Regions from separate parts of the Homo sapiens genome. Here all the other regions are linked to region 4. Evidence: read pairs that join two places in POLR2A ChIA-PET (ENCODE). Cell type or tissue: MCF 10A. All regions are shown on one strand.

What was found. ChIA-PET counts read pairs that join two places held together with the same protein. Peaks named below come from ENCODE experiments on the same cell type or tissue, not always from the same donor. Only the 100,000 strongest peaks of a DNase experiment are listed, where the experiment ranks them.
Region 1: POLR2A ChIA-PET joins it to region 4 with 33 read pairs; 3 of 35 experiments call an interaction of 5 or more read pairs at or near these places.
Region 2: POLR2A ChIA-PET joins it to region 4 with 22 read pairs; 5 of 35 experiments call an interaction of 5 or more read pairs at or near these places.
Region 3: POLR2A ChIA-PET joins it to region 4 with 21 read pairs; 3 of 35 experiments call an interaction of 5 or more read pairs at or near these places.
Region 5: POLR2A ChIA-PET joins it to region 4 with 17 read pairs; 2 of 35 experiments call an interaction of 5 or more read pairs at or near these places.
Region 6: POLR2A ChIA-PET joins it to region 4 with 15 read pairs; 5 of 35 experiments call an interaction of 5 or more read pairs at or near these places.
Region 7: POLR2A ChIA-PET joins it to region 4 with 20 read pairs; 4 of 35 experiments call an interaction of 5 or more read pairs at or near these places.

What each region holds. Positions count from the first base shown.
Region 1 is chrX:108,260,347-108,264,346 of GRCh38, reverse strand. The region is part of intron 3 of COL4A6 (collagen type IV alpha 6 chain); the gene reads left to right. Among named protein-coding and RNA genes, the nearest start is that of ATG4A, 170 kb to the right of the region's middle. In MCF 10A, no CTCF peak of the experiment used is centred here; a DNase peak (open chromatin) is centred at 2,326.
Region 2 is chrX:108,305,315-108,309,314 of GRCh38, reverse strand. All of the region lies in intron 3 of COL4A6 (collagen type IV alpha 6 chain), which reads left to right. Among named protein-coding and RNA genes, the nearest start is that of COL4A6, 130 kb to the left of the region's middle. In MCF 10A, no CTCF peak of the experiment used is centred here; no DNase peak of the experiment used is centred here.
Region 3 is chrX:108,268,879-108,272,878 of GRCh38, reverse strand. All of the region lies in intron 3 of COL4A6 (collagen type IV alpha 6 chain), which reads left to right. Among named protein-coding and RNA genes, the nearest start is that of COL4A6, 170 kb to the left of the region's middle. RefSeq lists an enhancer at 1,451-2,650. In MCF 10A, no CTCF peak of the experiment used is centred here; no DNase peak of the experiment used is centred here.
Region 4 is chrX:108,437,983-108,441,982 of GRCh38, reverse strand. It overlaps COL4A6 (collagen type IV alpha 6 chain), which reads left to right and starts at 3,561. Exons shown (of 45, transcript NM_033641.4): 1 at 3,561-3,797; 2 at 3,990-4,000. The coding sequence starts at 3,787. COL4A5 (collagen type IV alpha 5 chain) reads right to left here and starts at 2,145. Exons shown (of 53, transcript NM_033380.3): 1 at 1,777-2,145. The coding sequence starts at 1,857. In MCF 10A, no CTCF peak of the experiment used is centred here; DNase peaks (open chromatin) are centred at 2,362 and 3,512.
Region 5 is chrX:108,513,211-108,517,210 of GRCh38, reverse strand. The region is part of intron 1 of COL4A5 (collagen type IV alpha 5 chain); the gene reads right to left. Among named protein-coding and RNA genes, the nearest start is that of COL4A5, 75 kb to the right of the region's middle. In MCF 10A, no CTCF peak of the experiment used is centred here; no DNase peak of the experiment used is centred here.
Region 6 is chrX:108,297,406-108,301,405 of GRCh38, reverse strand. The region is part of intron 3 of COL4A6 (collagen type IV alpha 6 chain); the gene reads left to right. Among named protein-coding and RNA genes, the nearest start is that of COL4A6, 140 kb to the left of the region's middle. In MCF 10A, a CTCF peak has its summit at 3,895 (motif pointing left); a DNase peak (open chromatin) is centred at 1,925.
Region 7 is chrX:108,311,110-108,315,109 of GRCh38, reverse strand. The region is part of intron 2 of COL4A6 (collagen type IV alpha 6 chain); the gene reads left to right. Among named protein-coding and RNA genes, the nearest start is that of COL4A6, 130 kb to the left of the region's middle. In MCF 10A, no CTCF peak of the experiment used is centred here; a DNase peak (open chromatin) is centred at 1,959.

The sequences.
Region 1 (4,000 bases), 180 kb after region 4:
ACTCCTTTCATGTTTGGCCTTTCCTGTACACTTGGTGTTAGGAGGTCTTACAGAGGTCCTCTGTTAACCCAATATGTATACAGTAGATAAATTACTCTGCATAAAGCTTTCTACTTTTAACAGAAGCTGGGACTGAAAGTGCTTCACTGGGTAGTAGAGGTAGCTAGATGATAGATCTCTCTATTGCACCCACCTCCGGCTTTTACCTTCTCCTACTTCAGAACAGTGTCCTGGCAGACAATAATCTCGACATTTAAGTACTATCCCTAGAAACAAAACCCAGGAAGGACTCTCTAGAAGTCATTAACTTTCTGCCAGACTGGATCGAAGATAAAGATAGCAAATAGTAGTTGTATGCCCACTCAATGCATGGGAGTGGCTGCCTAGGACAATATAGTGAGAAGAATTATGAGGCCACATATGGGCACTATAGGGATTGATTATTGATGTCTGCCATGGACATGAAAACACGGAGGGTCAGCAAACAGGCTACCTTTTATCCATCCTTGCACCAAGCCAGTGGCTCCCAAACCTAATTGCACATAGAATTACTGAGAGCTATTTAAAAATATTGATACCTGGGATCTACCCCCAAACTAATTAAATTAAATTATCTGGAGGTGAGATTCAAGCAATCAGGCATTGGAGCAACAAAGGTTGAGAGCCACTGCTGTGCACAGTTGTAGACATACAGATGACTTAATTCAGTAGTTACCAAATGCATTTCTTCCAATCAGGACCTGCCAGGATGGCTTCATAAGAATTATGTGAGGAGCTTGTAAAATTGTGGATTCCTGGGACCAACTCCTAAAAATTCTAATTTGGAAGTATGGGGGTAGAATACAAGAATCTGTATTTTTTAAAACCACACAGGAAGATGTTGATGGGAACCACGGTCCTAAGCTATTCTCAATGCCTCAAATGAATGAGAACTTTGAGCAGAACCTTGTACTCTAGGACAAAAGTTTTCAACCCTAACTGTACATTGGTATCCCCTTGGAAACTTTTTTAAAACACCAATGCCTAAGTTCATCAATTAAATTGGAATCTCTAGGGTGGAATCTGGATGATTCGAATGTGTAGGTAAAACTGAGAATCACTGGTCTAAGAAGTGGAGCACAGGAATCTCATTTGGGGACCTCATCAGAAAGATTTTATTGTTCTTTGTCTATAGATTTAGTCCCTGAGTTAGTCTAGTAGCTTCAGCTTGATATTAGATGGTAGAACTGCTTCTGTTCCCTGAACCTTGTTTACAACCAGAATCTGTCATTCATGATGTTTGTGGTGGTCTCATGAATTATCCTGGACTTAGTAAACATTGGCTGCAATCACTCACCCATGCTTTTAAACAAATGGTTATGGAATGTACCTTAATGTTTGTGAAATGTAGATTCCAATATCTTCTACTAGTCTAAAGAAAGGTTTTTGATGAGGGTTTGTTTATTTTTAAAAAAATAATCAAATGAAATGTAGGACAACTGATGGTCTTAAGAGACAGAGGCTTTGTAAAGACAAAGTTGTATTTAAACTTGGAATCTTGCAAGGCCCATCAACTATGAATTAGTAGGGGCAAATAGACATCTTAACCACCAATCCGTGATTGGTCCTACTGGTCTCTTTTGAAGCAACTGGTAAAGATATAATTTCTTTCTCTTAGAAGCTTTGCCTGTATGTTTATTTGCCTCACATTAGTCGTGTAAGACAGCCAGACAACCTCAGACAATCAGCCTTGCATGGATGGTCATGAAGTGGTGAGACTGGTAGAGTTCAGCAGGACTCTCCTTCTTCTTCAAAATGCATTTTTAAAAAATTACACCCAGTTTTTTCACTTATGCTTGAATTTCCACCATTAGTGATTAATGTATTTGGTTTAAACATTCCCTCTTCAGATTACTGTTTCTAAATATAAACAGAAATAACACATTAAGTCCCTCCAATACTCTCAGGAAGGAAGAGCCATGACTGTCTTGGAGGACCTCACAAATACAGCCTGAGGTTGAGAGGACCAGCTCTTCATGTTAATGCAAGAATTCAAGGGTCAATCCTAAGGAGCAATGGGAGGACAGTGAACTAGGGCCTATTCATCTCTCTAGCCCCAATGTCTTACATTAGCACCTGGTTCAGAGTAGTGGAAGGAATGGCAGCCAAAGAAAATATACCATCTTAGAACTGCCATGAGAAATTTTGAATCCAGCCTTGGACTCATCCAAATGAGACCCAGCAGCTGAACCTCCAGAAGACAGCCTCACCAGCCTTGTAAACAAGATCATTTCCTTTACCCCCATGGAAAACAGGACCCAACAAATCCCTTGCTGATGCAATACCACATGTTGTAAGAATAAACCATTGTGTTTTTGCCAAGAGTTGGTTATCCAGTGACTAATGTGTTCCTATACATTTACACTCACTGCAGAGTATCCTGGGACATGTTTATAGTTAAGAAAGGTTAGTATTAACATTGTGTCAGAGGATTAATCCATTTTAATTGTAAATGCCAAGAACAAACCTGCTTCCTTGGGGCCCAGATGTATGACTTTGGTTAAATATTTATAGATCAGATGGAATGTTTACTCTTAATTCTGGAGCTAGGTATTTACTTGCATAATTACATACTCCTCCCCTGCCTCCTCTTGATCCAGTGTCCTCCTGATATTTTCTCTCTGAAATACAAGTGTGTTGTGGGAGATGATGAAAACATCTGGCCAATGGTTTAGAGCTACTGATACTGGTGAGAGGTGACTGTGGGATAGTAGAGTAACTAGGAAAATGCTCTATGTATATAACCAGGATCATGGAATGAGCAGGGGCCACAGAAGCAGGAAAGCTGGATTCTAGTTCCAACTCTACTGGAAATTAGCTATGTGACCTTCTCTGAGCCCCATTTTCCTCATCTATAAAATGAGAGAGATGAATTCAAATTTTTAAGACTTCTTCCAGAGATGAGCCTTCATGGCAGCTTTCTCTAAACCATCTTGGAACCCCTACCCACTCCAGGTATAATACTTATGCTTTCTAGGGCAGTAACATCCAATAGAACTTTCTGCAATAAGGAAATATTCTACATTTATGGTGTGCAATACAGTAGCCTCTAGCCATATGTAGCTATTGAGCATTTAAAATGTGGCTAATGTGGCTGAGAAATTGAAATTTCATTTTGTTTTATTAATTCAAATTTAATAGCTATGCACAACTAGTGGCTACCATATAGGGCGGCACCATGCTAAATGATTAGCAATCGTGTTGGCCAGCTCCTTGAAGAAGGCCATTGTCTGTGCTAATGATGTCTTCTAATTTGGGGATGATTAAAGAGGTAGTTGAAAAATACTGCTCAGTGGGAATCCTTTTTCTCCAATGTGGAAGGTAGGATACAGTCAAATATTGTAGATGCCTTGAGGTTTTCAAAATGCACAACTCCTGAGTTTTTATTTATTCCACTAAAAAGTGGAAAGGGGTGGCAAGTCATTGAACTAATTTTCCTTTTTTTCTATCTGAAAACTGTTAATATGCTTCTAGCCACATTATGTTAAATTAGGAAAACAGTATCACCATAGGGCATTCCAAGACATACACAGCAGATTCCACAGAATCAACTTCAATCATCCCACATTAAACATTTTTCATACAAAAAAGAACGTGTTTACTGCATTAGTCCATTTTCATGCTGCTGATAAAGACTGGGCAGTTTACAAAAGAAAGAGGTTTATTGGATTCACAGTTCCTTGTGACTGGGAGGCCTCACAATCATGGCGGAAGGAAAAAGGCACATCTCACATGGTGGCAGACAAGAGAAAGACAAAGCTTGTGCAGGGAAACTCCTGTTTTAAAACCATCAGATGTCGTGAGGCTTATTCACTATCACAAGAACACCATGGGGAAGACCCGCCCCCATGATTCAATTATCTCCCACTGGGTCCCTCCCACAGCACGAGGGAATTATTGGAGCTACAATATGAGATTTGGGTGGGGACACAGAGCCAAACCATATCATTCACTTAATTTG
Region 2 (4,000 bases), 130 kb after region 4:
CCAGCTTATCTACTGCTGCCTCTCACGGAAGACATGTTCACTGTAGCCACCAAGACCCATGCCCTCACCTCTGAAACATTCTAGAAAAAAAATTTCACAATAAATATATGAACACATTCTTGAATAACATGCAAGCAGTATAGACAAAGCAAAAATCTCTCTTGGTGCTCTTTCAGTGCCATTATTGTCTTTCTTATCTTTTTCCATACATAATCAGAGATATGTACACGTATGTCTAAAAATAGTCTCATTATCTGATTTTCTTTTCCAAAATAGAATTCTAAGTATATATTCTGGGCCCCTTTTGTAAACTTAACGTGTCCTTAAGATCTTTTTCTCTACCCCATAGTTTAATTCAGCCACCCTTTTGACAGCTACTTAGGTTGTTTCTAAATTTTTGCTATTTGTAAAATGGCAGAGCTACAGTGAAAATCTTAGAGTAGGCCTCCTTGTGTTCAAGCATAGATACTAGCTCAAGCATAGATACATCTCTAGCATAGATACTAAGGATCATAATTACCTGGTAGAAGGGTAATAGACATTTTTAACCTTCAAAGCCATTGACAAATTAGGCTACAAAGTATTCTCCAATTTATATTCCCATCAGCATTGCACAAAAATGCCCATCTTTCTACACCCTTGCCAACACTTGATATTTTTGCTAATATGATGAGTGAAAATCATTCTAATTCCCTGAGTTTAAATGTCTTTTCACATATTACCTGGAAATTCATATTTCTTCTGTGAATTTCCTGGACATATTCTTTAGCCACTTTCCTAACTGATGATTCTTATTGACTTACTTTACCTCTGCAAAGATACAGCAAATAAAAATGACCCAAATCGATGCAAGTGAGATTTGAGGTTTGACACAAAGGACATTTCCTGATGGATTGTGGCAGGGTGAGAAGCAGTTAGACACAACAACCAGGAAACTGAGAAGCTCTGGGCTGTTTGTTGGGTTGGGGAGCCTTTAAAAGTAGAAAATCTTATATATCTGATCGGAGGTCAGTCCTACACCAGGCAAACATGCCTACAGTGATCTCATTGTTAAGCCCCTGGCTAAGATTTTGATCTCTGGAAATGGAGGGCAGTAGATTTATTTCATGAGGAGCCCTCATTTAGGTTTCAAACATCTGGAGCCTTAGTCTGGCTTCTCTTTTGAAAACATCTGAGTGGCTGAGGGGATGGAGGATGGAGGAAATTAGAATATCCCTGCACAGATTTTTACCTCAATATTTAAAAGACACAGACTCCACACTGTCAAATATGTTCCTAAAAATGTATTTGCAAAGTCTAAAGTTTCAAAGAATGTTTGTCAAAGTTACTGAACCAGACCAAGCCATATTTCATGAGTCAAGAGCAGGAATGTCCTATTTCCCAAATAGATAAGACCGATGCTCATGCAGAAAACTGAACGTGGATGCTTGAAGCACCACCAGGTCCTGTTTAGTCATCCTCCCTTTCCTCCTACCTTCCCAGGGCCAAGCAGAATTGTTTAAATTGGCCCCAGCACTATTGACCCTGCAGGACAGCCTCTCAGTACCCCTTGTGTGCAGATGTCAGAAAGATTTGGGACTGTTCTCCTTAGCTGAGCAGAGGGCACCATTTATATTTCAAGCTGTTCCTCTTGAGCTGGGAGGGCAACGGAACATTGGGTCACCCTGAGATGTGCTGCAGCCCTTGGCAGGCCTGCCCCCTGCCTTGGGGAAACATCAAGCGCATAGCTTGCTGGGCAGTGTGTACTTTTCCTTTGCCAAAGTCCTCTTGAACTGACTAGGACATTTACACAACACCTAGCACTCCTGCAAAACTGCAATCCAACCCTTTTTGGATGAAGCTATCTCAAACAGATTTCTCAAAGGTATGCCCTGCCTGGTAAAAGTCCCTACCTAATGTTGGTGCACTGCTTTGCAGTTTCCAAAACATCTTCTTTCAGGGGCTGTAATCCTGTATGTATGCAACAAATAAAGAAACTGGTAAGTGACTTGCGCAAGGTCACCAGCCTGCTAGTAGCTAAACCTTATTTAGCCAACTTTAAGAGAATGGCAATCTTTAAAAATGACCTGCCTCATAGTGTTAAATAAACACTATGTTCAGATTTGAACTTAATATATGACTTTCACTTTTCTTTCTTAGGAGTTAGGTGTTATTATCTGGAAGAACTATTCTTTCGGGTTGTTCTCTTCCCTGGTATTTTTTTTCCCCTGCCACTTGATCAAACAAAACATTTTAGGTTGACATTTCCAACACTTCTCTTTTTTTCCCTACTAGATCTGAAAGCTATCTCTGCATTATACTCCATCAGTGTGTGTTTGTCTGAAGTTGGGGTTGGGAGGAGGGGGCAGTTTGTTTTCTTCTGAGCCTAGTATTCCTTAATACTCTTTTAGAGTTTTCCCTGTTGTAACATTGTTCTGGTGTTTATCTAAAACATGGTGACCCCCTAATTATCCATGCCATCTAAAGAAGCATTATCACAGATAATCCAAAACCATGGGGAATGCTTGGATTGCCCTCTAGGTAAAGGCTGTTTGTCCCCCATTTTATGACTTGGGACTTTATGCCTAGCTTGAGAGTTTATGAAGTTAGCCTGAGTTTCATGAGAAACTGAGCCCAAGTTTCTTAATTCCTTATATCCTGCCTACATCCTGCTGTTCCACTGCCGCAAAATGTGTTTCCCATGAATTCCAGAACCTAGATGCATTAACAACTAGCCCTTCAATTTATTCTCCTCCTGCAAACATCTGGCATTCCCTGTGTCAGCTGACTGGTGCCATGGCTACCAAGAAGCCTTTCCATTTTCTCCTTAATTAGGAAATTGCAATGTACATCTTTCCTCCTCCCTGTGTATCCCCTCATGTCCCTCTCCTGACTACCCACTACAACACACACCAATGTCTTTGTCCTCTACTGCTCCAACATGAAAGCTCATATTTTATATCACCTCCTTGGGTGGCCAGGCCTTTCTCCAGCTGCCTGCACTTAAGTTTTGTGCCTTATTTCATGACAAATATTTGCCCTCTCACTCCTCAGACATTTGTGGGCTGGCCCTATTGCTGACACTAATCACTACTAACTTACTTGTTGCCAAATCCAATGGATATTTTTCATTCCTTATCTTCCTTGATGGCCCTGCTATATAAGACACCTTCTTCTCTCCTGAAACTTTCTGTTCCCTTGAATGTTATGCTATCCTTTCCTAGTTCTTTTCCTACTGTGATTGGGATCCCCCAGCATTCTGTCCTCATCCCACTTTTCTTCTCAGTGTAGGCCTCTCCCAGGGTGGTTTTATATACTGCAGGGATTTCAGCCACCATCCATAAAATGATAAATATTAAATCTCTAGCTCTAGTTCAGATCTTTCTTCTTAGTTTCTGATTGGCATTGTCAATTTCTTGCTGGATATCTCTGCTTAGATTTCACTGGCACCATAAACATGTCTATACAGAACTCCATTACCAACCCCCACCAGATGTACTCCTTCCTAAATTCTATCTATGTCTTCCCCATCACAACAAATGGCATCAACAAGCACTGAGCTGCTCAAGCCAGAAAACTGGGAGTCATGCTTGTCTTCTCTTTCCTTTCCCTACTACCTCCAATCCATCATTAAGTCCTGTCCATTTGTCTTCTGAAATTGAACTTGAATACATACACTTCTCTCCATACCCATTTCTCCAATCTAGGCTCATATAATTTCTTGCCAGAATTACCTCAATAACCTCAAGACTGATCTCTCAGCCTCTAATCTCACTCTCCCCCATCAATTTGCCACTGTCCTGCCATAATCTTTCCAAAACACAAATATGTATCATGAAACTCTTGCTTAAAGTCCTTCAATGGCTCCCCCATGGACTTCACAATAAAATCCGAACTCTAGAAAACCTATAAAGTCCTTTATTACCTGGCCCTGGACTACCTCTCCAATATTATCTCTCATTATTAGGAACCCTCCTCACTTCAGAAAACAAAACAAGACAAATATTTTCAAAAAACATAT
Region 3 (4,000 bases), 170 kb after region 4:
CTACTCATAGATATTTTACTTTAATTAATCTGAGATACAACCTGGGAATCTGGTATTTTAAATCTCCCCAGATGACTCTAATGCAAAGCCGAGGTTGATAACCATTGGCAGATAGAAGTAGAGAGTGCTATCTCGAATTAAAGTTGTCCTACTGAAATAAAAAATGAGAGATGGGTTAAAAAAAAAAAGCATTTCTGGAGAAGCCACTGATAACCAAACAGTAAGAAGACTGGGAATCCTACTGCTTATCTCGCTTTTGTTGTTGTTGTTGTTTGTTTTGTTGGTTGATTGCTTGGTTTTAATTAAATTTCCACTCATCTCATTTTTATTATGAAGAGAATTTTCATGGGGAGATAGAAATTTGAGGCTGGCTATGCATACATGGAGTGACAGGATTGTTGAGGAGGTCTCAAGGAACATTTTAGGCAAAGGAAGTGGTTTGAGTAAAGTCTCAAAAGTGAGAATCAGTGTTCTAGGTACCAGCCTGAAGTGGGTTGACACAGTGAGTGAAGTTCGAGTAATAAGGCTGCTACACAGAGGCTTTGATGCCATAGGAAACCAAGAGTCATTCATATTCCTTTAAAAGAATGAGAACGAACTGATTTTTCTAAACAGTAGCTCAGCAAGATGACCTGAGTGCAATATAAAGAAAAGTTAGAGAAAACCTAGAGGCCAGGAAGTTTATAGGCTGTTACAGTAAGCAAATCATGAGGGAACAGAGCCTAGACTAGGGCAGAGCAATGGAAACAGAGAGGGGCAGGACAGATCTGGAGATGGACCTGAAAAAAAAGCAAATGTGAAAGACCTATTGGATATGGGAGTGAAAGATGACAGGGGTTGCACTTGGGCTTGGTACAAAGGTAATAAGGAATTTGATTTTGGCATTTTGGTTAGAGGAAGGGTAAACTGGTTAATTAGCTTTCAGATGTTATTGTGTATACCCGAAGGCAGCTGGATAATACAGGAAATACATCCACTGTAGACTCTCTCTTGCCCAGGGTAGCTGGATGAGGAATGGATTTCACAAGAGAAACATGGTGTAAATATAGTAGTTAAAAGTAGTTTGCTTCTTTCTCCCTCACTGTAAAAGAGAGAACTTCCTTTGGACTATTGCATGAAGTGAGAACAATCACAACCGCCAATAGAGTATGATTTTTTTCCCTTTATAGACCCCCAAGGTAGAACTTTCTAGGTCCATATCTGGTTATGATTTGTGTTTTTCGCTGGGGTTCAGGCCTTGGCATGTGACATGTAAGCTGGTCACTCATACCTGGAGCAGCAGATGGTTGTTCCTCCCTCCCTTTTATGGCTGAGTCTGCTCTGAATCCTTAGGACTGTAAATTATTTACTCTTCATCTGACTGAATCCATTTAATATTATTTCTTAAAATACCCCTGCCTGCACTCATATTTACTTATACTTTTCTTGCCAAGATTTTCTAAATATCCTTTCTGATATTTATTTTATCAGTGGAAATACTGGCCTGACACAAATTTTGAAGTAAATTGTGAAGCATAGGATCATCTTTAGTCAGCCCAATGGGATTTTTAAGTACCACTGTCCCTCTCCCTTGGGGGAGTCTTGTACCACAAACAATGGTGTGAGATCCTGCTTTCCATCAAGAGTTTATTGGTTAATGAAGCTTGTGGCTGGTGTGGTTTTCCTGTGTTTAGCTTTTGGAGCTCTCAGAAACAGTTGCTTGGAAGAGAGCTGGCAGAATTATTGCCCAGCAAACTTGCCGGCCACAGCCCACAAGACTTCACCAACGCTGACAAATTTTATGGCTGATTTAATGAATAGAACAAGTATTTGAATAAACAGAGTAAAGAGCTGTTGGCATCCTGCTCCATCGTCTGAAGAGGTCTGAAAGTCTTCTCATTAAACCATCCTTACTATCTCCTTTTGCTCTAAGCCGCGTTGCCTTTTCTCAAGTGCCTGAACAGGAACTCATGGGCAACCATAGCTTTGAGATGAGGTCATTGGGATGGATCCTCGGGACTTAGTGCCCCTAATTTTAATTGAAAGGGAACTCTTTCAATTAAAACCTACAGGAACCAAATATGACCTAATTCTACTTTACTTTAGCATTCCAGGCCTTTAAGTTACTTACCCACTCTTAGAACAATAATTTGTACAGTTTTTTGTGTAAACCTTTGAAAAAAGGTTTGAAAATTTGAAAAAGGACTCATTCTTTAACACATTTAAGATTCATACCACCTCTATGAGTTAATGTATCAATTAGCTGTCACCATGTAACAACCCACTCCAAAACCCAGTGGCTTCAGACAATTACTTCTCACCAGTCTGCGGGTTTGCTGGGCATCAGTCAGTCTGGACTGGGCTCAGTCATTAGTCCAGGTTACCTGATCTAGGCTGGGAGTGGCTCTGCTGCATGTGTTCCTCCTTCTCTTCCTAGGACCAGTGGGCTTGCCTGGGCAGATTCTTTTCATGGTTACAGCTGACATGCAAGAGCAAACAAAAACATAGAATGCCTCTTAAAGCATAAGCTTGTAACTGGCTCACTGTTTTCTTCCATATCATCCTATCTGCTAAAGCAAGTTACATGATTGAACCCAGAGTCAATGAATGGGAAATATACTCCACCTCTTTTATGGAAGGAATGAGCCAAATGACATGGATAGAGTAGGGGGCAAAGAATTGGGGGCAGTAATGCAATTTGCCACACTTAGAAGGGGCAGGTATGACAGTTTCCATTTTACAGATGAGAAACCTGAGACTCAGAAAGCTGAAATTATTTGTTCAAGGTAACACAGAAAATTTGGACAGTGCTGGAATGCAAACCCTACTCTCAAGACTTCTCTGCTTTTTGCCACACTGAATTCCAAGATTCCATAAGAGGCTGTATGAACTAGTTAAAGGCCCATGGCTCCAAAGGACAACTCCAAGGATGACTCCTTGTGGCCTGCTCCTTTTTTCTTTTTATCTTATGTCCCTGGGTTTTGGCCCATTTGCCTCCTTCATAGTTGTCACCTACTCTTCCATTTGAACCTGTTTGAGGTAGGGGTTGGTTAAAGTTCCCCTACTAAAACACAAATTCTTCCACCCCTGAAACATACATACCAGTCTCTCTATTTTTAATAAAAATTGATTTTTAAAAGAAAATCCAAACGTCACATGATAATTGAACCAGAATGGCCTCAAACACCAAAATACTATAGTTCTTTGAAGAATGGGAGTATTGTAATCATCTGAAATGTGTCAACATGCTTATTACTGACACTGAGCTTCACTTAAATGTTAATAGGTCTGAGCTAGTTTTCTGTTAGCCCTTCCCTGACTGCCTTTGTAGAGTTCCTTCAATGGCCCTTGAATTGTGAATCTGCCCCATCCTGCCCAGTCTGGTCTGAGTCAAATTTTAGACCGAGTTGCTCAAATCTAGCTTGAAAAGATTTGAGCTAGTATCTCTGAGATCTCAAGTCATTATCTGTGAGATTTTTTCAGGTGTGAGTCTCCATGGCAACTCTATGCCTCTGGTTTTCAGTACATTTGCACTCTTAAATCTGGCCTCCAGCATCCTACAGGTAGAAAATATCATTGGATCTTAAATTTACCTCCTCTAGGTTTCCAGCTGATCTGCACTGACAGTGTGCTTTGCTCTCACGAACCTTCTAGACAAATGTCCTCATGAGTGCAGGCTCCGAAAGTCCCTTCCTTTTCATTGGCACAGTTTGCTTTCCTGATCTATTATTTTTTTTTTGTCTGCAGCACAACTTGCAGCTACTGAATGATATGGCTGGCCGGCTCTACCATTTCAGTGAGGTTCTGCCTAATCTCTTTTGATTCTAAGGGGTAATGTGGCTCAGCCACAGCAAGGAGGCTGAGTTCTGATGTTCTCTTTCCCCATACTTCTATGGAAGACTGGAAGACAGATTACTTGCAGTGATTTCTGGAGGCAGAAGATAAGCAAGTGGCCTCTATGATGGTAGAACCAAGAAAGAATGATCATTGCCCTTAAGCCTTCAGAGATGACAGCTAAATC
Region 4 (4,000 bases):
GACTTCATGAATACTCATTAGTTTAAGAATCCAAGAAAACAAGCTTGCTCTCAAGTTTTGTCAATAAAAAGAAACCTCATTGTTAACATAAATTGATTTAATATTAATTGATGTGTAGTGTTGCTATACATACCTGTATAGTTGTCATCTGGTGCAAATTTGTTAAAAGTAACATCAAAAAACATATATATATTTAATCAAACATCTACAAAATCTTTGTCCCTGGGCCAAATGCCAGAAACAGAGGGCACCAAGAAGATGTTTTTAAAATGAACTATTTTCAACAGCACAATTGCAGTTTTATCCAAGTCTGTAGCCCTATTGACTGGCTAAACCTTACCCCCATTAAGATGCTCTGCATCAAAAAAGCATTTTTAAATCATTTGTCTACTTTGATGGAAGAAAATTATGGCATGCATAGTAAAAATATTTGATATGCATGGTTTTTCAGCAAATTTGCTATTATAATTATGTTGTGCTCAGAGTAATATGAAAGTTAGTTTTCATACACCGGGTACACACCTTCAGAAGGATAGAAAGAGGACATGTGATTTGAGGCATGCTAAGTGCTATAGGGAAGCTAGACAGCTAACTTAAAAGTGGACCCAGATGAGCTGTAACATAGCAGCTGCTTACAAAGAATTGACGGTCACTCAACCATGTGAAGGCCTAAGCCATGATCTCATATTAAACAGTTTTTAAAACTATCCATAATGATCACTCAAATAAATTTAAATAATTTGTCACACACTTATTCTTCAGAGGTTATATGAAATTAAAGATGATGGGCTTCAGGCTGGAGAACATTTTCTCTCACAAAGCCATTCATTTTTTTAACATCTGGCCCTCATCCCCAATAGGACAGTGGGTGGGACTACCCAGATACCCTTCTAAGAGATATACTGAGGTTTGAATTCTACATTCCTAAAACTGAATGGAGCTTTTTGCTGCTATTTCACATGTACCTCCTCCCCCACTTTCCTTTAAACTGGAACACTGATTCTCCTTTGAAAAAGGAGTATTTTCCTTTGAATAGGTGATGGGCAAATTCTCAATTTGTTCAGATGCCTTGGTAGGTTTAAAAAAAAGTAAACAAACAAAAAAACCCATAATTTAGAAAAAACAACAACAACAAAAAGACGCAAAAGACCTGAAGCCTGAGACTTTACCTCACTCTTCTTGGTATGTTGCCTTAGCATTTCATTTGTAACAAGGATGTCAAAAGGGAAAAGGAGGTCAGTGGCTTGAATGACCTGAGGTGGGGGTAGGTTCCTGTTGCTTAAGGAAAGAGCAAAGGGGACGAACTTCACTGAGGCGCTAAAAACACTTTGATGGAAGCTGGATTTTCGAAGAGCCAAAATATTAAACTACAGACAAAATTCAAAGAGTGGGCTGGGTACAAGTAGTGAAAAGGTTAGTCGCCAGGCAGGGAAACACCCGACGGTGGAGGGAGGGGAGGAAAAGTTTTAAATACCCACCACAGCCTAGTGAGCCTTTAATTAGCGTCCCCCACTTCTGACTTTGCTCTTGCCCCCGGAGGAGCTAGCTGCAGGGAAGCAAGCAGCCCTATTTTTAAGCACTTAAACCTCTCCGTTGGACTTCAGAAGGCTTGAGTTACCGGTGTTGCAAATAACGTTTCTTCCTAAACATGAGAAAGCAAATTTGAATTCCCTAGTCAACGCCAAAAGGAAGATAAAGGGACCCCCCCCCCAAAAAAAAGGTAATTTCAGCGTGAAAGAGCGGTGATGGGCGCGGGGGAGGGGAGGAAGGACTTACCGCAGCCTCTGCAGGCTGCCCCCAAAGACTCAGGGCCAGTAAGAACAAGCCGGCAGCCAGGCTGACTCCACGCAGTTTCATTCTTCTCCGGCTCCCGCAGCTCCTTCAGCACCCGCACGAAATTCCCGGCTGGCTCTAACCAATTGACATAATCTTGAGGGTTTATATGGAGAGAGCTAGAGCCGGAGAGGGACAGTGAGGCTTGGGTGAAGAGAAAGAAGCTTTTTAAGAGTGGAAGAAAAAAAAAAGAAGAAGAAGAAGGAGCTACTCTTCCTTCCCCCCTCCCCTCCCCAAAGCCGGTCTCTCAGGAGAACTTTTCCCTTCTGTCCAGACTTGCAAACTTTTTCTTCACTCAATTCCTACAGATCTACTTTCCTCCCTCTCTTCCCCGTGCAAGGCCCCCCTCCTCACCAGCACAAGGGAATTTGAGTATCACTCCGCCACAGTTTTAGACTGCACCGGCAACCTGCGAGGGAGTGACGCTCAGTTATTTGGGGGAGGGAAACTTCCAGACTAGTTGACTGAGCACCATGAGTCCAACCGGGAAGCTTTTCTATTCGTTCATTTGCACCTTCCGTTGATACTACTTTTCTAGGCTCAGTTCCAATCTCATTGGTGTGCGTACCAAAGCCAATTACAAATAGATCTAAACTGGGACTATTTTTTTAGCGGATGGATCTCAGAGGGGCCGTGCTTTTTATTGTTACTCATTAGAAACAAATTTTGGTCGGTGCTCCCTGGGCTGCTGGTCTTCTTTACCTTCCAGCTGCTCACAGAACAGAGAGTTTCTACATACAAGCAGAAGATGTGAAAATATTGGGAATAAATAAAGTATATGCTTATAAACAAGTAAGAAAATAAGTATATGTGCGTGAATACTTTATGTGTGTTATATACGTATAAGATCTGGGAGCATTCAGCAGGTATTGGTAATTATTCTATGGTATTATGTTATTATAATACAGCTATATCTCTGTTTAGCTGCATTGAATCCTATAATTAATGCCTCCTATATTGAGCTAATGTAAAAGGTATTGACTCTCATTGTAGTTGTGTTTCAGAAAGATTTAGGGCAGGGAATTAAATAAATTTAGTGCAGTGTTTCTTAGAATTAATATAAACACTTAATTGGAAATATTTAAATAGAGTTGATGGCAGCTGAATCGATATCTCCCATATAAAGACTTGAATGTTCCTTTGATAATTCTGATATATAGATTTTTTTTAAAGTAACAAAAGAACTAGAAAATACTTTCTGCGGACTCCTTGGAGAATCTTCAAGAATTTGATGAAGAATTCTTCACAACATTTCTATCTTCCTAGAATTAACCACTTTAGAGTCTTTCAAGGTTTTGGATCTATTTCACGAGGGCCCACTCATCCTTAGGTTCTGCTTAGCTCAGAGTGGATTTACAACTCCAGAAACTGTCTCCCCTTCCCAATAGCCTAGTGTACTATCAATTTGAATCAGTGTTGTATGCATTTGGGCATGTGTGCAAGGGCACTTTCGGGCCCATCTGTCTTATGTGGGAATAGTATGCCTATGTCTCTTTATGTGTAACCTAACAGTAAAGTTGAAAGTATATGATGCACAGTTGCTTAGGTCTTAGCGTATAGGTCTCTAAGGGGCTGTGTGTGAAGCTGTGGAGATACTTAGGGCTGTTGTGTGGAAAGGTGCCTGAAAGTGAGAAAGACTACCGGCTGCCCAAGGTAGGGGGGATGATTGACAGCAGACAGCCCCGCCCCTTTCCCCTCCATTCTTTCCTCTCCTGCTGCATGGAACTATCTCCTGAGTGCTGCAAGTTGTAACGGGCACCGCTGAGCCTGTTTCCCTTTGGAGCACTTCTTATCTAGAAGCAGTGTTTAGTTTCTTCCAAACTGGGCCACTTCGTCCACCTACTCTGTTCTGAGTAAGGAAACAGCCTCCAAGCATCAGCAGAGCCCAGATGAGCACGGGCCGCGGAGCCGCTTAGCAGTCTCCCGGGACCCAGCTCCGGAGGAGCCGCAAGCATGCACCCTGGGTGAGCTGTTGCTGCCCCGAGCTCCCCTCCTCTTTCTTACTTCGGGTTACTTTGCCAGGCCGGGACTATACTGGTACTTCTGTCACTGCAGAGAAATTGGGAGCAGGCATCCAAAAGGGTTCGGGGGGCGACAGGCAGACGCACGACCCCGAAGCCTAGAGAGCCCATTACTCACCCTCCCTCCCATTTCAGGTTGTGGCTGC
Region 5 (4,000 bases), 75 kb before region 4:
GATACGTATATTTTCAAAAATAAAATGAAATATACATTCTCAAGTTATATTATTATATCTAACCTGGCACATAAGGAATTATATACATGGGATTGATGTGTTAAGAAGCTTGAGTTAAAAGCATTGCAAACAACAAAAATGATGATGAACATTTGTATATTTCTTTGCAATTTATAAATAATATGACATATACTTATCTGGTCCTCTCAGTAATAATGCTCTGATGTATGCAGGAATATTTACCTATGTTTTCAGATATAGAAACTGAGGTTTAGAAGGCTTAAATGAATATTTAGATTAGAATAGCACCGTAGGCTAACACTTGAACTCCATCTTTTGCTTTCAAATGCCACATTCCTTCCATTACTAACTAATTTCACTGGAAGAAATTATCCAAGACTTCCAACTAAAAATTAGTGGTCGAGAATGGTGAAGTAAAAAACATGAGTAACATAATAAAATCATCAGATTTTAAGCTAGAATTTATTTCTGGATGTTATGAAAATGTCCAGTATCATTTAGAATGATTTACTTCCAGATAAATGAGTTAATCAACAGATATAGCCTTACTGTAAAAAGAAAACTGGGAAATAAGATGAACCTTAATTTTATGGTAAGAATATCTTTATTGATGGCCTATTGACAGTACTGCAGCTTTCCATTCTACCAGGCATGTACAGACGTATCCTGTGTTTCATTATCTTTCTCCAGATTGCAGCAAAGCTGTTCCATAAATGTAAACAGATTAACACAAGTTGAACTTAACTGTAGTTATTTGTTTTAACTTGGCCTTGGAAAAGTACTAACATCACAGATAAAAGAAGCAAACAAAAAGACCACAGTACCATGATAATAAGAATAAAAACTTCAGAGTTGTGCTGAGCATAAATATGTCTGGAATGTCTCCTATGAAGCAGTCAAAACCTGTGTTCGAAGTGCATTTAAGACTCAGTAAGTCTAACTCCAGGGCTCTATGCCAGTGTAAAAATGCACTAACATGCCATAGGCCTCCCTGTTGCCTGCTGACAGGCAGTAAGAAGAAATTGGTTTTTGCCTTTACACCAAGTGGATCAACCATTTCCTGTGCATTTCTAACACAATTACTGGCTGATCATCAAAGCATCTGGAACTCACAATAGAAAGAGCTAATATGATCTTTACTTCACAGGCAGCAAAGAAGAAGCTCTGCTACCATTTTCAGTAAGGCAAGTGTTCTGCATGAAAGTTCCCATGGTATTTTCCAACATGAGCAGAAATCAGGAAAACCATAGTTTAGTAGGATCACAAAAACAAGGAATGCTACAGTTCTGGCTGTTTCATTTGTAACCAACAGAAAAAAAAATGCAGTCTTAATAATGTTTTTTATTATCAAACACTGATTACATAAAATCAGATACCAATGGTGGGAAAAAATGTACCACTGCCACCACAGACCTTCCCAAATTCAAAAGCTCCAGTTCTATGCAACAGGCTAGTGATTAATATTTAGAAAACATATGACTTCCTCAAATATTAAAGCTAGTAGTGTTTTCTCAATACTCGTCACTCAAATATAGCAATTATTTCCAAAGCAGCTTCCATTTATATACTACTCAAAATCTACTGTCACTTTATGCTCTTGTCATGACAAAAAAAAAACTGTCCTTTAATTAGCTCCATCTTACAGAAATCAGTGGAAGCATGGGTGAGAAAGAGATTTAATAAACAGGTCTGGAAGATGGAGGTGCAGAATTCTTTACAGGCAGAAAGAGTCCAGGATATGTCTTATATGCATATCGTCAACCAATGAGCTTTGATCTTAATAAAAATAGCAACAACCTGGCAATTTGCTGCTTCGCCTCTTGTTGACATGAGGTTATACTTGATATTTATCATCAACCTATTTCTTATTAGCATAAATTATTCCTGCCAAGATGGAGGCCTCAGGACTAACCACAACAGTAGAAAACTATTATCCAAGCAACTATTCTCTCTCTTCCTAAGTTAGGAAAAAGTCATAGTTTCTGATTGAGGCAATCATGCTGATAATTAACTTTTTGAGCATCTATTAGTTAACAGAACATGGAAAGAAACTGGAACAAATGGAGAAATAAAAAACTATGTAAGTGTATATATAAAATTGTAGTTTATTCATTACATTTTTAACTAGACACATGTTAGCAACCTCAATATATATAATGTTCTTACATAAATCTATCTTATACACAGGATTCCCAATGGTCGAAATTGATTGGAGATGCTATACCCATGAGACAACTGCTTTAGTGTCAAAAAAGCTCAAAGAATTATAAACACATAGTTTCCACTTTGGCAAAAAAGCACACCACTTTTTTGCCTCCATAATTTATAAATGTCCAAACTGCAATATGCAATGTAACAACCTTACTATATGCTGGATTTCAGCTTTAGGGACTGTGGGTGATAAAAGAGGAGGTGTGAAGGGGATGATCTGCGGTGATCTTATACACATATACTTTAGCCAGAAAGCTCTACTTTTATCTGCTTTACTTTTTTGATACAATTAAAATAAGTGATTGAAACTAACCTTACTAGTCTATCTAAAAGATACCAGACACATGACGACCTACCACGTTATACCACAAATATTTCTTTTATCTCTTTCCTCATCTTTCCACTCTGTTCTAACTTCTTTCCACTCTGTTCTAACTTCTTTCTTGCTTTTATTTACCTTTCTAGCAACTATGCCAGTGTAAATGGTTCCCTGGAGCTGAGCAGTGCAAAACTAGTGCAGTGGTCCTGAAAGCCCAAGTTTGACCAAGAGTTCCAGGAAACATTACCTAATGCTAGGTCTAAATATTCCTAAGGATTATGCTTCAAATTATACAAATTATTAGAGCAATTTTCCCAGGAAATGGTAATGACTTTAAACTGACTTTAAAATGACTTTAATGGTTCAGATAAACAAGCTGAAAATGCTCCAAGTGAATCATTATTCATATTATAAAGATGAAGGCATTGATTATAATTTAGTTAAAAGCTTGCTTTTCTTTATTAGATCTTCTGCATAATCTTGGGATGTGGGTTGGCCACAAACTTGACTTCCAGACTTATTATAAAGGTACAGTAATTAAGACGGTGTGGTATCATCTTAAGAATCAGCAAATAAATCAATGAAACAGAATAGAGATAGTGTACTTGATTTTCAACAAAGGTGCCAAAGCAATCCAATAGGGAAAAAACATATTCCAAAAATGGTACTGGAATACTGGATATCCCTATTGGAAAAAAATGAGCCTGAATCCCTACTTCATTACTAAGTGCAAAAATTATTTGAGAAAGATCATCGATTAAAACATAAAAGGTCATGGATTAGAAACATAAAACATAAAAACCTACAAAACTTTTACAGGAACACAGAGGAAAAAACCTTTATAAACAAACATATAAAAAACAAAACATGACTTGAGATTAAGCAGGATTTTTTGGACAGGGCAAAGACAGGAAAAACCACAAAAAGTGGATAAATAACTCATCAAAATATACAATTATTAATATGAATAAGCAAGCCAGAGACTGAAAGAAGATATTCACAATACATACATCTGACAAAAAACTGGTATCCAAGATATAAAAGGAATTACTACAGCTCAACAATAAAAATACAAACAACCCAATTGACATATAGGCACAAGATTTTAACAGACTCCTCACAAAAGAAAATACACAAATGTCCAATAAGCACATGAAAAGGGCTCGACATCACTAGTCATCAGGGAAATGCAAATTAAAAGCACATTGAGATACTACAATAAAACCACTAGAATGGTTAAAATTTAAAAGACTGACATCAAATATTGGAGTAATTATAGAACAACTGGAACTGTCATACTTGATTGATGGGAATATAAAATGATATAACCATTTTGAGAAAACTGAGGCAATTTTTTTTTTTGAGACAGAGTCTTGCTCTGTCGCCCAGGCTGGAGTGCGGTGGCACGATCTCGGCTCACTGCAAGCTCCGCCTCCTGGGTTCACGCCA
Region 6 (4,000 bases), 140 kb after region 4:
ATAGCATCCATTTATATCCCTGTCTGGGTTTTAAAGTGTTTTTCTAATATCCTTCTCTTTTAAAGGTTTAAGAAATGAATTCCAAGCTTAAGGAAAGCATGTTTTTTATATGTGATTACAAGTTCTGTGAGGAGTCATGTCAGTTTTCACAGCTGTAATGTGTGTCTGTCCCTTTATGTAGGCCACTGACTGTATGAAAGTTCACTGCAATGGAGTTAGAAACATGTGGAGATGAAATTACCAAGTATATGTCAGGGAAGTAATTTGGTGTCTACTTTGAGAAGACTCGCATTAATGGAAGTCTTCCAAGAATGTTTAAGAAAATTAATTGCACAGCAACTCTCTAAGCTATAGTAAAAGTTGATGGAAAAATGTGCATTGCTTTGCAGAAATTTGCTTCACTATCATCTTTTCAAAAGAGCTTTTATTTTAACAAATGAAGCACATAGCCAATTATTTAATGACCATCTTTACTTTTAGAGGTGGAAGTCCTAGACTATGTTCTGTGTTTTCTTTTATCTCATTGTGTTTTGTGAGGTTCAAGCCCCCTAGAAAAACATTTAAGAAAGTACTCTGGGGGCTAAATATTGGTGCAGGCACTGTGGGGAATGGAAACATTTCATAAGTACCAGACTTCTACTTAGGGCGGCTACACACACACACACACACACACACACACACGCCAATGTTTGACTACCCATCACTGCATCTGATTAAAAGTCTAAATGGTAAATCACGAAACCTCAAATGGATAGACTGGTATGGTCTGTAGTAATTAAGCTATCTCTTTTTAAAAATATTATGACAAAAAATATTTCTTTAGGAATATTAATTTGGTGAGGGTTATCCAGGGTGGATTGGAGTAAGAGACATGATAGGCAGACACTAAGCTCCCTATTTTTAGATGTAAGTGGCATGTCCAAGACCCCCTAGCACAACAGAATGGAAACTTTGTTTTTTCTGCTGCTTAGATGCTTTCTTTCAGTGGTTTTCTCTATTCCTGAATACACACACACACACACACACACACACACACACAGAGAGAGAGAGAGAGAGACCCAAACTAGTGATTTGATGATGTGACCTAGTCTTCACTTTAGATGAATGTATGACATTTTAATTTTTAAAAAATTAGCTGGAAAATAGTTCTAGCTCCTTTCCCTCACATTTGTCTAACTCTTTGGAAACCAGTGTCCCCATTGGTTAGTCCCTACTAATTCCACTTAAGGAGAATTCATCATAAAATCAAGTGGAATTGGCATCACTGAGATGATCCTGTCTTGATTCCAGAGGTAGGACTATTAGATGCTTTTCTCTGTGGGATGTTAAAAGCTCCTGTAATTACTATGATGCCCAGGGAGAAAGACCAACTCAAAGGGTCCTGAAAGAGCATCTGTTTCCTACCTGACAAATTTTATTGTGGGGGTTATAAGTATAAGGCAGAGTTTGGGGAATCATGAAAGAAGGAAGTCATTGTCTCATATAAAACAGATTTTAAAGCTTGGTCAGCAGAAAAGTCTGCAGAGTACCTTAGAATTGTGCCCTTATCCTGAATTACTGGCTGTGACCATGGCAGGCTCCTACGGTGGACTTAGCTAAGCCCTAGGCTTTGCTATGACAGCCTTTACACCTTTTATCCTCAGCCTTATAAGCTCAGTTTTACTTTTTAATTTTTGAAGACCAAAAGAAAAAATGCTCATTTCTTTAGCCCCAAGAAAGATTAATGTATGTTTGGTTATCAAAGAAATTGTGGTCTCTGTCCTTGTACATGTCTTTGCTAGTTCAAGTAATTGTAGTGACTTTGCATTCCATTACTTCAGTTAGGTTCTCTCTCAGAGCTGACACGAGTCAGTGATTGCTACCCCCTTCACAAGTTGTTGGGGGAATGCCAATACAGCTATGAGCAAGGGAGGGAGCTGTGGAGGAACATGCTGTGGGGCCCAGAGAGGAATAAGGGGTAACCAGGGTTCAGGAGCCAGGTTTCCCCAGAGAGAGACAAAAAGAAAGCAAACAAAAGGAAGAGACAGGTCTAAACAGGCTCCCCAGACAGGGCCCCTTTGCTTTAAGAACAGAGCCTTAAACTTCACAAAGCTCAGGGAGGAAAGGAAGCCAGGGGTTAAACGTGGCCTTTGAAATTCAGTTGAAGAATTATTAACTGAAAATATACAGAGAGAAAAGCCACACATATACACAGCAACATTTGCTATTCTTAAAACCCATTCAGACACTCTATGAATTCAGAAATGTGCTTAAACCTGCATATCCACATAGATACTAATATTGACCCCTCAGGAACCACAAAGGTACCACAAAGACACAGATAATAAACATAAGAAGAGGCTCAACAGCAGGAGGACACAGAGTCCCAAGATGCCTAACGTGGGTTGCTTTTGGAGGCATGTGGCAGACAGTTTAGTGATCTGATGCGATCCATTATCAGAACTGGGGTCCCATTGCTCCTGTAATTGGTACCAGAGTAAGAAATTTAAACTTCTCCCTGAATTTTACTTTTTAAATCAAGTCCAAACTGAGCCAGAGCTCTGAGAGCAGAATAGAAGCCCGTCTCTCCCTCTTCCTCCTCCTTCATAAAAGGAGCAAGGAGACTTGAAGGCCTCCAAGGTCCCTTGGAGGCACCAGAGCCTGCAATGTGGCAAGTCCGCCTGCCCCCTCCCTGCATTTACAGTCCAATGACCCAACGCCCCCAGACCCCAGACAGTTTAACCAGCCCCCGCAGGGCCTCCTTGAGAGTTTCCCAGATTCCTGAGGGGAACCTGATCCCGCCCTGGGATCAGCATGGGCTCTTCACAGCATCCCCGAAAGATCCTTGCTCCTCGGGGATCCCCGAGAACAGCACCCGTTCCCACACACAGCCATCCCTGCAGCGCCATCACCCACCCGTGGCTGGGAGGTGACCTCCCAGGGTCAGTGGTGAGGCCGCCCAGGGAGAGGGCCCGGAGGCCAGGCGGGAAACAGAGCAGAAGCGACAGAAATTCCCCCTGCCAGCCCAGGCTGCCAAGGTAGCCCTGGACAATGCCCTGTCTGACCCGCCGCCCCACCAAGCCAGGCCACGGCCAGAGCCAGAGTGGCCTTCGGCCCTGAGCGACAGGAGAAGGCAGTTCTGAAGCAAACACGGCACAAAGACAAACGCAGCCTGGGAACTTTGCACCAGCTTCTACACTGGAAGGCCTAAAACGTCCCTTGTTCCAAACACCCCCCTCATTCCCCCCAACAAAAGTATTTACCTCATGAAGAAAGGGAGAGCGCTAGACTCACAGAACAGTTGGCAGAGCCAGAAGGGCAATCATCTAGTCTGACCCTTTCATCTTACATATGGGGAAACAGGCCCACAGTAAAGAAGAGACTTAAACTCTGAAGAGTGTTTTTGAAAAGTCTTTCCTTGATTATGAAGGCAAGATGTGTGTGTGTGTGTGTGTGGTGTGTGTACTCACACACACACGTGAGAGAGAGAAAAAGAGGTGTGGGGACGAGATGGGATAGAAAGGAGAAGACAGGAGAGGGGAGGGAAGGGAAGAGAAGCAGAGGGGAGGGGAGGGACTGCATGCAAGCCTGAGCCAAGGAACTTGTGAGCAGGAACACTAATTGCAGTGCAAACAAAAATATCTTTGAGTGTAAGTTGCCCCTCACTCTAGAGACCAGATTTTCTTCCCACTTCCCAGGGGCCCACAGGGACCCAGAACAGGGTAGAGAAATTTGCCATTTGGGGAATACAAGTAAGGGCAGTGGTTGAGAGCATGGATTTTGGAGTCAGATAGCTAATCTTTTAAGCCCTGGTTCTATCATTTACTAGATGTGTAAATGATACACATTTACCCATTGATTCTCAACCATATTGCCCCCCAGGGAACATTTGGCCATGTCTGGGAACATTTTTGGTTGCCACAACTGGTGGGGTCATACTGGCATCTAGTGGGTAGAGGACAGGGATGCTACTAAACATCCTATAATGCACAGGACAGCCCCTCACAACATAGAATTATCC
Region 7 (4,000 bases), 130 kb after region 4:
AAATGTGATTATGTTCTTGATTCAGATAATTACATATACAGACATCAACAAATCCAAATGGACATCCTGACCAAGCAAAGTGAACATCAGCTATAGACAAACTGGCATGATCATACCAGTGCACAGCACTTGATAAGGAGCTCCAGAGAGAGACCAGAATGTTGCAAAAAATGCTGAGTAGTCTAGTATAGCTAATGTTAATATAATAATAATAGCTGACACTTAGTGCATACTATAAGCCAGGTACTATGTTTTGCATGCTTAATCTTATTGAGTCCTCCAATCAAACTCTGTACAGTAGATACTGTTGCCATCCTCATTTTACAGATAGGAAAATTGGGTTTCAGAGAGATAAAGTCAGTTGCCTAAGTTCATCCAACTCGGAAATATTAGAGCTGGGATTTAAACCTGTACAGACTGACTCCAGAACTTATATTCCTAATTAAGGGATACTGCCTCAGATATTGGCTAGAACATAGTTTTGCCCCTTAACACTGTGGTTTTATACAAAGGAGTAAAATAAATTGACTTTTCCCTTATAAACGTTATGGTCTGGATGAGGAAACAAGACTCTCAGCTATGCAACCTTAGGAACATTGCAAAGACTCTCCCATAACAACATGAGACACTTACCCAGTGAATGGGACTTAGGGAGTATTGTGGTTCACCGAAGCTGAAGTGGTCATGGAAAATATAGAACTTGAATTTGGCCTTGAGAGGTACGGAACAGTAGGAAGAATATTGCATTATGTTCAGAAGTGTTAGAATCCACTTGTTAACAGTGTGACCCAAGCCAAAATAATCTTCTTCAGTGTTATCATCTGTAAAATGGGTGATTTGGATTAGACCAATACTTCTTAACAAAAGTACACCCCAGGAGGTATTTTGGAACTTGTGAGGCCATTTGTGATTGTCAAAATGATCAGGGAGTCAGGGACACTTACTAGGTGGCTGCCAGGAATGACAGGTGTTCTGAATACTATGCATCCTGAAGGATAGAGAAGACCTCTGGATATTCATGGAGATGAAAACTGTTTATAATTATTTAAGTCTAGAACATAACCACATTTTACATATTGAAATGAAGTTTTTCATGGTTTTCTTGTTACAAATAAAACTGCCCAGTAAATAAAGGGAAGATTGTACTTCCTGCCCCCCACCCACGATCATCACCATGAGTTGTTTATCATTTGAGAGAATCACTGCACTTACTAATAGCAACTGCATTCATGATACTTGAATCATCAATACTACATCCCAGTGTCATTCTGTGTCAGCAGCCTGTTACATTCATAATAATTCTCTATAGAGCTGTTGGCCTCTGACTACCACTTCATGACATCTTCTAATATAGCCATGTATGAGCTTTTATATATTGAAATACATATCTTTTTAATATAAATTACTTTTCTTCTTTTTTTTTCTTTGCAATACAGTTAGGGCATAATATGTGCTTTTAAAATTTTTGCTTAATTAGGAGATATACCTAATGCTAAATGACGAGTTAATGGGTGCAGCACACCAACATGGCACATGTATACATATGTAACAAACCTGCACGTTGTGCACATGTACCCTAAAACTTAAAGTATAATAATAATAAGATTTAAAAAAATTTTTTTGCTTACATTTTTATTATAACTTATTCCTATGAATTTATTTTTAGGATAGCAAGGGAGAGTAATAATTATAATAAAAATAATAAAGTACTGCTCGGATAGAGTTAAGAACCACTGTATTAGATGATCTCCCAAAGCCTTTCCAGTTTTAATTTTCTTGGGTATAAGATGGGCTTGATCTTGAGAGAAAAGGGAGAGCATTCCAAGGTGGAAATGACACCAGCCACATGGCCTGGTCAAGCAGGGGGTGGAGTGTCCCCAGACAAGCCAGGATAAGGCAGAGGCTTCTCAGGTCTAGTCTGGTCATGTTCCCTGGAAGCCTGCCTTCACTCCTCCCACCTCACTGTAATTGAAGACTCCTGGGGAAACTGCCAGGGCTGGCATTACAGGAAATTGCCTTGTGGCCAACAGGGCTTCTCTGGTTACTTTCCTCAGTGACAAAGGACAGTGATGATTTCCTGTTAGCTGAGTGTCTTTGCCTCCTTGTTCTGGCGAGTTCCTAAGAAACCTTAGCTTCTGATTCTTATGGTTTTGTTCAGCTCCTGCTATTGTTTTTTTTTTCCCTGTCTTATCCAGTTCCCTTGCTTCCAGCCTCTTTGCTCCATGCTTGAGGGGTCTGGAAATTTTTCATCTACTATAGACCAATTTTATGGAACACTCAAACAGACATTGTTTGGAAGTAGGCCATAGCTCCAAATAGATGCCATTTCAACTTTGGCAACACCTGTCAAGTTCTCTTCCTTGAAGGGGATGACTTTTATCACTTAATATTATGTATTATTTTGTATTCTTAATAATTATATGTGCTTGTTGAAGACTGCTTAGAAAACACAGAAATGTATGGAGAAGGAAATACAAATTATCCATAATACCAAGAAATATAGTACTCAACATTAGACAAGGGTGTAAGCATAGGTGAAGATAAAATTCAATGCTGCTCTCTCAGTTCTCTCTTGTATTCCAGCCCCTAGCTTCCTCCTGCCAGAGTACCTCTTGATCTCACCCTTATTAAAACTTGCCTGTCCTATATTCCATAAAATGGAAGGTAAACTGGAAAGTGTGCAATAACACTTACCATGTCAAGGGCTTATAAGAGAGATAAAATATAACGTATAAGGAAGGTGTTTGGAATCTAAAATAGTAATATTTTGTCATAGCTTTGCCATCTTTACCTTATTACCAAGGTGTTGTGATGATAAAGTGTTGTGGGAATGTCTAAAGAGATAAGAGACCATCTGAGAAATTCACAGTGCTCTCTAGGAATTAGGAAAAGGCACACAGTACACAGAGGCAAGAATGATTAAGTGTGAGGTCAGCTCATAAATATGCCTTTCTCTTTGGAAAAAACATCCAACATTAAACAAAAAAGTTGGATGGTACTAAATCCATCCCAGAGATAAAGTTCTTGTTACAGATAACAGTTAGAATTTATGTTTTCCTTTTTTCCCAAGGTGGATATGGTCAGAATGGCAGTTTTTCTCATTGTTGAGTCCTTGTATTGAGGTTCTGGTAGACAAAGGACTTAGAAAACACTAAGGCTTAAGGGTTAAGGTCAAGACTTTGGAGTTAGTCAGACCCGAGTTCAAATCCTAACTCCATTAATATAGTCACCAAAAATTCCTTGAGTGTCATCCATGGTTTCAGACATTGGAGATGCAGTGTTGGACAAAACAATGAAGTCCCTACTTACATGAAGCTTACATTCTAGTAGGAGTAAAGAGAATGTCTAACGATGAAAAGGTAATGAAATGATATGATTGGAAGTAACAGGAGACTCAGCAATGGCCTCTCTGAGAATGGACAATTGAACTGAGACCTGAGTGATGAAAAGAGGCCAGGATTTTTAAAAAATATCTAGGAGAAGAACATTGCAGAAAAAAGTAACAGCGAGGGCAGAGGCCCTGAGGCAGGAACAGGCTTGATGTTTTTAATGAACAGAATGAACGCCCTCCTGTGTGACTGAAGCAGAGTGAGCCAGAGAGAAAGGAGATGAGGTTGGTGAGGATCAGCACATGGCAGGTCATGTGGGGGCCTTGCAGAAATTCAGCTAGCAATCATCACGATCAATCAGAGGAGAGGCAAAAATGAAGTTAGAGAGCTTGGGGGGTACTGTAAAATACCAACTGAGGAATTTGGATCTGACTAACTGGGCATGGGAGTGCCACTGTAAGGTGTGAATTGTGTGCTGAAATGGAGTTTGAGGAGAACAATTCCGAGAGCAGAGTACAAGGTAGCCATTTTCATTTGTCACTACATATCTAGCACTTGAATTTCACTCAAGTTATCTGCTACAGCTACTTCTTTACCAATGAGTGCAAATCCATAAGTCACTGGACACCTGTTTTCACAGGAATATGTCTAGAGTCTATTTCCAGCCCCCA